Linked DNA regions of Homo sapiens: region 1 is linked to region 2. The links are chromatin loops, found by intact Hi-C in ENCODE. Cell type or tissue: transverse colon. All regions are shown on one strand. Links, peaks and the distances in the headings refer to the core of each region. The heading gives the core; the rest is flanking DNA.

The links. Peaks named below come from ENCODE experiments on the same cell type or tissue, not always from the same donor. Only the 100,000 strongest peaks of a DNase experiment are listed, where the experiment ranks them.
Region 1: a loop joins it to region 2, with 8 times the contacts of the local background. A loop is called at or near these places in 1 of 110 quality-filtered maps.

The regions. Positions count from the first base shown.
Region 1 is chr9:115,054,253-115,059,639 of GRCh38, forward strand. TNC (tenascin C) reads right to left here. Exons shown (of 28, transcript NM_002160.4): 15 at 2,901-3,173. Among named protein-coding and RNA genes, the nearest start is that of TNC, 61 kb to the right of the region's middle. In transverse colon, for the core only: no CTCF peak of the experiment used is centred there; no DNase peak of the experiment used is centred there; H3K27ac peaks cover 2,573 bases.
Region 2 is chr9:115,334,189-115,339,575 of GRCh38, forward strand. The region is part of intron 4 of DELEC1 (deleted in esophageal cancer 1); the gene reads left to right. Among named protein-coding and RNA genes, the nearest start is that of DELEC1, 200 kb to the left of the region's middle. In transverse colon, for the core only: no CTCF peak of the experiment used is centred there; no DNase peak of the experiment used is centred there.

The DNA.
Region 1 (5,387 bases), core at 331-5,330, 280 kb before region 2:
AATTCGATGTCATAAAATCTCTAAGAACAAAAAGGATTTGGTTCAGAAGCAGAATATAGCCATTAGCATTGACATGGGATATCCTCCTTATCAATTAGTTTCAGAAGGTAACAATGCAATCATTTGCAGCTATAGCTTTGACAAATTCCCTCAACCACACAAAAGATTAAAATGTTCCAAGTGGAACTCTGTTATTTCCCTATATTTTGCTGTAGAAACAATCTCCCAAATTAAGGATGCATGCTGGGATTCTTCTCATGCTACCAGACAGACTATCAATGCCAACAGATTCACCATGCAGAATAAGACTCAGGTTCTTGAGGTCAGCTTTACCTCCAGCTGCCTCTCAAAGGGTGCAACCAAGCTGAGAAATGAGATGCAAGAAAAAACAGAGAAAGATAGTGGTAGTTAGGGTATGGTCAATGTTCCATGCAAAATGAGGGGCATTTTTCTCCCACCACTTTAAACCTTCTGAAATGACTCATGGACATGCTAGCTGCTTCCAGGAAAAAGAAACATTTTCAAAATTTAATGCTCTGAATATTCACCACATGCACCAAGATTTGGACAAGATGATGGCTTGAAAGAAGAGCCTGAGACTTTGTGACAGCTATCAGTGGGTGACAAAATGTGCTTGACAAAGTACATGTCAAAAAAGAGTAGTCTTCAGACAAAAATCACGAGAACAAGATAAGACTACTGGGTCCTCTCATGCAATTCTTGGGTTGTGATTCAGAGTCTATTCTCAGCATGCTCAGGGCACCTTTATTTTTTAAAATCCTGCTAGAGAGAAAAAGAGTGTAGATCTTTCTGACCAAGTCACCAGAAATGGCATGCACATACCTCTTTGAACATGACATAGGCAAACTTTGATTAGAACGACCACAGGCAGATGATAATGGGTGGGATTGAAAAAGATTATTCAAGATCAGATGAAAAGATGATTTAGAAATTCAACCAAAGCAAGTCAGGTTAACTTTATACAAACAAACAGAACAACTCCAGATGTGAATGGATATTTAGGAAAAAGAGGTTTGACACTGAAATTCTTTAATTTGGGGTGAGAGTTATTTTAAAGCTTTAAAGCTTTGATTTGGATGGCTCTATCAAATTTGAGAAGGATTGGGAGCAACTAGGAGGGTGAAAAGTGGGTAGCGGGTGATTTTTGGAAAGCTATTCAGAGGAAATTCAATGAAGAGTGAAGAAGCCATAATAGGAAATACCTGTGGTTGCTTGGACCATCAGGGTCTGAGCACGCTGCCCGCCAATCAGCCCATGAAGGTGGGCAGTGTAATTAGAAGAAGCTTTGAGGTTGGTGATGACAGAGCTGCGAGACACCCCAGGCACAGACAGCACCATGGTCTCATGGGGGTGATCGGAATTACTAACTTCTATAAGAAAGCTATCAAAGGCAGACTCCTGAGCTTCCCACGAGATGGACACACTGCCCCAGGTCATGTTTGAGACAGTGAGGTGGCTAAGAAGAGGTTTGGCTACTAAAGCAAGAAAAAAAAGAAAAAAGAAAGTGTGTCAATTTAAAACACCATTGTAGAGTCAAAATCAAAACACATAAGACTAAATCCATAAAGTTTTAGACTTTACCCTTTGTTAATGGTAAAATAATTTGTCCCTTGTTGAAAATCGGTTTGAGCCATGAGAAACAAACATATATGTTTGCCTAATTTTCTCCTCTAAGTTTTTTTATACTTGAACCTGGCTGAGATAGCAACTGGATAATGTTGGCTCTCTCTGCCTTATCCATGGATCACCCTGACGACAATTTGTAGCCTCATGTAGAATGAGGACAGACCCTCTCTCAACCATGGGTGACCTAAATGACAGGCAATTTTGATGCTACGATGTCAACCCTTTTCTTGGATTTCCCAGACCATGAGTCCCCTTTTTGTAAACTATAAGGAAAAATTATCCTGTGTTTGTTCTGTAGACAATATTTTTTTTTCTAGTTTGTGATTTCTTCATTTCTCCTGTGTTTGTTCTGTAGATATTGTTTCTTTTTTTCTAGTTTGTGATTTCTTCATTTACCTCTCCAGAGAAGGCACTGTCTAAATTGTGCTAAGAATGCTACTTTGAATGTAGCATTAGAAAGGGGGGCTCCCCTTTCTAAATTCACATAGGGTTGTCTTTTACTGCATGGCAAAGAGCATCTGACTTAGTGCACATCTCACAGACACCACAAATTTAAAGTGAGAGCAGTTTATTCTTTTGTTTTTTAAACTAAGTCCCTTGTTTGAACACAACTATTCTACTTTTATTTTTGCCATTTATCATTCACTATTCTGAGGGCAAGACAGCATGTTCTGATCTTCTAGAGGTGGTGTTGGAACTGGGGTGGTCTGAATGGCATGGCTGCCTCCTGCACTCATCTGATAAGTAATCTTTGCTGTTTCCCTTTACTTTCCCAGTTGGAAAAAAATACCCAACACCATCAACATGATTATTAAATCACTGGGATATTTGGGTATTGCGAGGTCCAAGAGACTAGGAAGACAAAGACACTAAGATAATACAAAATAAAATTTACAAGACCTCTTTGACTGAGGCAGACATCTTTCAAAGTCAAGAACAGGTCTAGTTATATAGCTTTTTAGTTATGAGAGGTTAGAATTCTTTTCTCTAGATTCCATATGGCAAATTAGACTGAACTACATTTTATGCTGTAAACATCCTGGTCAGTGATAAATCAGGCACATGTCTTTATGGCAATGCATTATTTGGGCTGCTGTTGGAAAAGAGTTATGTTAAACAGCACCCCAGCCTAGCACCATGGAAGAGTTAGTGCCCTGTGGCTTGTACATCAATGGGAGAGGAGAAGGAGAGGCTTCACCCTGCAAAGAAGACTGTGGAGAGAGTGCGTTAGAAATGGGAGAATGCACATGTACCTGTCGTGGCTGTGGCACTGATGGTTTTGGTCCGGATGCTGGGAGCAAGTCCAGAGAGGTAGACAATAAAATCAGTACTAGGGGGTAGCCCTGAGATATGGGCAGTTCGTTCAGCACCAGAGATATTATATTCCACAGTCTCCAGCAACCTATTGGAATCAATAATTTCAATGGTAAAGGTCTCGAAGATCCCATCGGTAGCCATCCAGGAGAGATTGAAGCTCTCGGGAGTTATGTCAGAAACATTTAAGTTTCCAATTTCAGGTTCTTTGGCTGTAAAAGGAAGGGGTAGGGGAGAAGAAAAAAATAAATTTGAGTTAATTATTTGGCTGTGTTTTAAGATTGAGGTTGTTAATAGAACCATTGCTGGGTAGAGAGATCTGATAATTCAGGGCTATGATGGAAGGAAGCAATGTTACCAATTAGTGCCAAAGGGAGAGAAAAAGCAGTTTTGTTAAAAGAAATTAGAAAAAGGAAGGTATGGCAATTAGATTTCTCTACATGCAGTTGCCACATATAATCAGGCCCTGGCCAAGAAGATGTGCTGAATGATCTTATCAGGAACTGTTGCATCTTAACCACACTTGCCTCTGGGAGCCCTACCTCAGGGTTGCTGGCCACTGGTCAAAAGATATGAGTCCTGGCAACTTCCAGTCTCTTGAATTGCATTAAGGAAACCAAGATTACTTGGATGCCTTCCACAGACATTCTTTACTTTGAAGGAGCTCCCATCTATTCAAATGAGGGCTAAATAATTCTGATGCCATTACCTTCCCAAGGTGGTAACTTGAGGCTTCTGATTTTGTGACTTAATGGTAATTACCAATTTCTCAGTGTAATTCTTGGTATTTTTTTCATACTTTAGAGAAGGACCAGCCAGCCATTCTCATATTCTGTTAAAATAGCTTGTCCTCTCTTAACTGCTGCTATGTGGGCCAAAAAGGCTAGTATTGCATTGCCAACCAAGAGGGCTAAGCCAAGGCAAGGCAGTTTAGGCCATCCCTTTCAGCGAAGAAATAACATTTTGTCTTGAAGATGGTCCTGCCAGTGCTTTCCCCAACCATAAGAATAAAACATGCAGAGGGCAGGTAGGAGCAGGGTTTGAAAAGCTAGTACTGTCTCTTTAGCAAGAAAGAAGGCTCCTGGTCTCTGAGATCCTTCTAATAGATTTGTTGAGATACAGATCAGATGGGATTATGGAACTTCCTGCCCATAGGCCAATTCATCAGTGGCAAGAATGTTGCTATTGTTAAGAAGAAAAACACACACACATAAAAATACTGAGGACACCCAAGCCACAAGATCTGCAGAAAAGATCAGAAGTGGTGGGTGATTACTTTGCCTTCTGGGAAGGGATGGTTTATGGGTCTCAGAAAAAGGAGGTCCGGGTGCCTTCAGAGTAGCCTCGGCTGCAAATTCTAGGCATTTCAGGGTCACCGTCCTGGCAGTGGTTGCCTGTGCTTTATGTTTCTTTATCTCAGTGAAAATTAGTGAAATGACTGAGGTTAAAATGCAGAGCTATGCTCTTGCTAGATTCAACTGGGATGTACAGGTATGCATTAAAGTTTAGTTGCAATAATTATTTAAAAAGGGGAGCAGTCATATGCAAAATGAAGCGATAGTCTCTACCGAGCTTCAAACCCATGGAGGCACATAATAAAGATGAGCAACGGAAAACTGTGTCAGAGGAAGGCTGCTGACTTTGGCAGGCCCCCGGGAAACACTGAAGTCTTGTAACAGGGGTAGAGTGACGAGTAAACTATAATGCACCCTCCTGGGTCTGGGGCTGGGAGTTTGCCATCCAAAGGCCAACACTCCAGAGAGAAACTCTTGATTAAAAGAGCAAAAAGGGTATCAGTTCTTTGACATTCATAGCCCAGGACATTCCTTGTTCCAAAAGCTGCTGTGTGTACTTGTGCTAATGAATGGCTTTCTCTTTGGTACAGTCTCCAGTCATAATTGTGTAATTTCTTTTTTTTTCCTTCTGGTCTAGCTATTTGCTAATTTGATGTTCTAACAATGACTCAGTATCTGAGAGAACTGCCCGGAGGAGGGTAATTCAGTTCTCTTATTATACTGGGTGCATTTTAAAGAAACATTTCTTACATGCAAGAACCACACTACCCATATCCTTGAGGGATTTAGAGATAGAAAAGCACCATTTCCAACTAGCAAAAGACTCTCAGAAGTAAATAATCTGTGTTCCACCAGAACTCATATATAGGGAGGGAAGCTTTTAGTTATCTCCAAGCACTGGAGAAGTGAATTAAAACCATCAGGCTGATTCCTGAAACAAAAATTCATCATTCAAAAAAGATGTAGAATCAGCCAGGTAAAGTATGAAAGGCTGGGGGGCTGGAGATCAGAAAGGGCAACACCTGCATCATTCACCATCCACATGGCAAAGGCATGAGGACAAAGTCATAGCCCACAGGGAGGTCTCTGAGCATGCACAGCCGGCCACTGAAAGGCACATGAAAAGGATTC
Region 2 (5,387 bases), core at 295-5,294:
ATATGTAAACTTCCTCCTGCACCTCCTATCAATTTTATAACCAAATGTAAGAAAAGCTTTTATAATATCCAAAGAGCTTTACCCAATATATCTCTGCATCTCACTCAAAGTTTGTGAAGTAGCTATTATTATCCCCAACTGACTTGTGAAAAACAGGCTCAGAGAAGCAGAGGCCTGCCCAAAGTCACACTGTAAATGTCCTGAAACAGAGGGGCCTGGAACCCAGGTCTCCTAGTTTCTATCCAGCCTACTCACCCCTGTACAATGCTACCTTCATTATCTTACTTTTTATTCCACTATGTCAATGGGTAAAACAGAATAAAATAATATTCCCTTGTTCCCATGTCTACCTAAATGTGGATGCAGTCTCTAGTATGCTTTCCTTGAACTCAGTGGAGACAATCTTTCATCTGGAAAAAATTCATTTTTTAAGGTTTCCAGTCTCATTGACTGCCCTCTCCAACCTCATACTTTCTGATCCAACACTACTACTCATAATGATTTAAATAAACCCCAAACTGTTATTTCACACTACTGCATGTTTCTTTGTTAAGGCTCTTTTCCCTATTCCAATTGTCCTTCTCTTTGAATAGAAAACTTCTATCCTTCCTCAAGCCCTAGAAATCTACCCTTGACCTCCAAGTAAGTCAAATGGGTTGTCTGATCCCATATCCCCTCTCTATATGTACCTCATCATAGCACTCACTGGGCTCTCTTAGAATTGTCTCTTTAAATGCCTGGCCTCTTCCTCTGGCCCAGAAGCCACTTGGGGACAGGGACTTTCTATCTCCAGCATCTAATGCAGAATTTGACCAATAATTGCAGGTGCTTGGGAAACATTTATTGCCTTGATCAGAAATCACAAACTGACAAATAGTTTCTAGTTATTAAATAATCATTTATCACTCCCAGAAATAATGCCATTGGAACTTTCTTATAATCTTGCATACAATAAAATATACAGATTCTAAGTATTCAGTTAGATGAGTTTTCACATTTATATGCATCTGGGGAACCACCACCTCAAAGAAGTTATAGACATGTTTTTTTTGTTGTTGTTTGTTTTCCTTGCTTCCAGCCCACAAGAGCAGTCTGTTAAACACCTTGGCCAAGGCTAAGAATGTCAGTTTTAAATTAATATCTGAATATGAGCTGCCTCCTACAAGTATAAACCTTGGCCCAAGGGCCCACAAGGGCCACAGCCAATTGGCAGGGTCATGGTAAATGATGCAAAGGATGGCATCACTCTTTTCAGGAGAAATAGCATGGTTGGCGATGTATCATTAACTGAATGACATTTTGTATCTCTTTCATTCGTGGTCACTGATCTGTGCAAAACCCTCCTTCCCTTGCTCTAAGCAGAGAAGCCCCAAAGAATCTAAATCAGCCAGGGACAGGTAAGTAAGCCCAGGGTCTTAAATCACCCATAAGTTTGTGGCCAGGTTTGCATTTGGTCCTGAAGGATGTATTTTCCTTTCATGGGTTGTGGGCCAATGTTTCTTTTCCTGCTGATTTATAGCCTCCTATAAATTAACAGGAGCCTTTCAACTGGGAACGCCACATCCCAAAGGCATGAATCTTCCGTAGGTAATTCCTCCCTGAGGAAGAAAGAGTTAGCTCTCAATTACATACAGCGATGGGGGTGCATGGTGGCTGAAATGATACAAATGCCACTTATATTCAAGTTGGAGCCTTTTCACAAAGTCACAGAAAGACACAGTGAGATTTGAGTCCCAGAAGCATAAAAGTCCCAGAGAAAGGGGCCTTGACATAGCTTTACTTGCATTGAATACAGATTTGTTCAACCCCCATGAGAGGAGAAATACTGAAACACCGGAAAACATTGTCTCCTCTCATAACATTTTCAGCTCATGGTGAAGACGGACACATCCATAACTATACTACCAGCTAACATTTCCCACTCATTTGGAAATTATTTTTACCAATATTTTAGTGACTCAAGCATTCAGGGTCATAATAAAAGGGGAAAATGTACTAAATCACAATTTTTACTGAGTCTGATATTCAATTTCTTTGATTCATTTCTTCTTTATTTAATCAAATATTCACCAAGTATTACTAGGTACCAGACATCATGCCAGGGACTAGAAATAATGTGAAAAAAAAGGATGTTTTCTGCTCTCACGGGGTTCACAGCTGTGGTGGCTGAGGAACTGTGGTCTCTGCTCCCCACCAATTATACATCAGCTGGACATAAGTAAGTGTGCAGTAAAACAGAAATTTAAATTTTGAGGTAGAAAATTTACTTATGAATTCTATCACTCTTAAATATATATATTTTGTATTGAGGGAGGAGAAAGTGGATTACAGTTTCAAAGAGGCATAACTAGGAGTCAGGAAGCCTGGCGTCTATTCCCAAATCCTTTTCTCATTAGCTGGTGATTTATAAAAGTCATTTAAACTCAGTCCCAGTTCTGTCATATGTACAATTGTGTAAGGCTTACCCTGGAAGTTATAAATTCTATGTGTTTTTGATCGGAATCCTTCACTGTACAATTTATTTGTTCTCTTATACATTCACCACTTATTCATTCATTCTGCTAAATAAACATTCATTTGTCCCATGTGTTAATTTTAATGGCTACTATAACAAATTACACAAATTTGGTGGCCTAAAACATGAGAAATGTATCCTTTCCCAATTATTGGAGACCAAGAGTCCAAAATCAGTATTACTGGGCTGAAATCAAGTTGTCAGTAGGATGTGTTACTTTAGGGTGCTCTAGGGGATAGTGTGTTCCTTGCCCCTTTGATTTTTTAGTGGCTGTCTTTATTTTTTGGCTGGTGGCTGCATTACTCCAATCTCTGCCCCTGTAATCACATTGCTTCCTCTTCTGAGTGTGAAATCTCCCTTTGCCTCCTTCTTATAAGGATATATGTGATTACATTTAGGGTCTACCTAGATAATCCAGGATAAACTTTTCATCTGAAAAATTTTAATTAATCATTCCTGCAAAATCTCATTTTTGCAACATGAGATAATGAATAGCCACAGAATCCAAGCATGAGGATGTCTTGTGCAGGGACATTATTCAGCCTACCACTTCCTTTATTTATGTGTATGCCACTTTCTCCTCCCTCAACATGAAATATATATATATATATATATATATATATATAATTTAAGAATGATATAATTTATAAGTAAATTTTCTACCTCAAAATTTAATTTTCTATTTTACTCCACATTTTGAGAATGAGTAAAGTATACCGGTTAATAATACAGACTTTGGAATCAAAAGAGTTTTGTCCTGAGTACTGTCTCTGCCACTTCTTATCTGTGATCTTGGGAAAAGTACTTGCATTATAATAATATGTGTCACATTAAATTACATATGTAAATTATTTAGTACAGTTAGTTCATAATATTAACTAATCAGTGGATATCAGAAAATATCAATATTAGGTATATATGTGGTCTAGATTTGGAGGAACTTGTCCACGCCCCTGGCAAATTCAAGATATGGTTAAGAAATTGTGAAATAAACAGTTCCAATGAAATTCAGTAACTTTTTTTTTTAAGAGATGGAACCTCGCTCTGTCACTCAGGCTGAAGTGTGGTGGATTATCATATGTGGCTTACTGCAGCTTCGAACTTGCAGACTCAAGCAATCCTTCTGCCTCAGTCTCTGGAGTACCTGGGACTACAGGCATACACAACCACACCTGGCTAATTTTTTTTTAATTTTTATTTTTGTAGAGACAGGATCTTGTTATTTTGCCTAGGCAAGTTTCAAACACCTGGCCTCAAGCAAACCTCCCCCACTTGGCATCTCAAACTGTGGGAATTATAGATGTGAGCCACCATGCCTAGCCTAAGTTCAGTAACTTCTATTAGCAAGGAAATGTCAGGGATTTTCTTTGTTTTCTTTCTTTTTTTAATTTTTATTTTATTTTTTGGAGTGGAGGTTTAAAAAGCAGAAGAAAGAGAAAGAAAAACAGTTCTCTATTGAGAGAGATGGGATTTCTGAGAGGAAAGACGGCTGGTGGCAGATGCGCCAGATTTACAGTCAGGTTTGAGGAGGTGGTGTCTGATTTACATAGGGCTCACAGGCTTCCCTGAACTATAAAATTTCCTGCACATTTTATAGAATGTGAGGGTAGAGAGGGTAGGAGATATGACGGTCACGGACAGGAAAGGAGGAAATTAGGATAGAAAAGTTGAAGACCCTGTTGCTGACACCCATCGGGTGGTCAAAGGCTGGGGTCAGTCCAGAAGCCTTTGGATAGCACCAGGGGGTAGCCTCAGCCAGAAATCCTCGTTTGCTACAGGACCTCTTCCAGCCCCAGATGATGGCTAAGTACTCTGTGAAAGGAAGCTGGTTCAAACATGGCCAATATGCCCAGGAACCCATGGGCACCGGGGGATTCTCCATGTTGTCCTCAGCAAGCCTGTCCCCCAGATTTGAAGATTCTGTGGGTAGAAACAGTGGTAATTGGATGCTGAATGTGAAGAAAAGAGAGAAGTTCTAGATAATCCCTATCATTTTTCCCAAATGGTGGAGTGAAATGAGGTCACTCGTTAGACAGAGAACCCAGGCAGAATGGCAAAAATTCCATAAAGAATAATTATATTTCCTCTTTCCTTTTAAAGAAATCCAAAAGTCCTCTTCCTTCTCCCCTTCCACATTTCCCTTCTCCTTTCCTTCTCCTCCTCTCTCTCCTCCTTCTCTTTCTTCTTTTCTTCTGTGTAGCTGGCAGCATTGGTATAAGCCAACAGGAAAAAGTGAGACAAATCTCAGACTCGACAGAATGTGTCTTTTCCTGTCTCTTCCCCAAACAGCTTTCTAGATGCCAAGCTCTTTCCTACCTGGTGGTCATCTTGCTGCCAATTGATCTCTTTCTGAAAGGCTTGTGTCTAACTACCCCCACCCATGAACACCCTCTGCACACACAAGACACAGACATTTAACCTGCTGATGTCCTACTCATTATTTAGGCTGTGTTTAATTGACATGTTCTAAGGAAAGTATTCACTATTTTTAAGCATTGACTCTCCACCTCACTACCATGAAAATACACACACACACACACACACACACACACACACACAGTTTATGCTCTGTTATATACTGCTCTGATTTTCTGTATCTTTCACTTTTTGCACTATCACAACTATAATAAAATATTTGAATTACTATCTATATAATGCCCTTCTCTCCCATTAGTCCATAAGCACCAAGAGACAAAATCCATGTCTGCTTTCCTCACTGTGGTATCTTTTGAACTTATCACAGAACCTGGAAAATACCAAGTTATAAACATATTCTGAATGAAATAATACAAACGAATCAATGAATGAATGATGGATAAATGCAGTGTACTATAATAATGATGTAAGGAACCACTTCTAAGCACACAGAAAG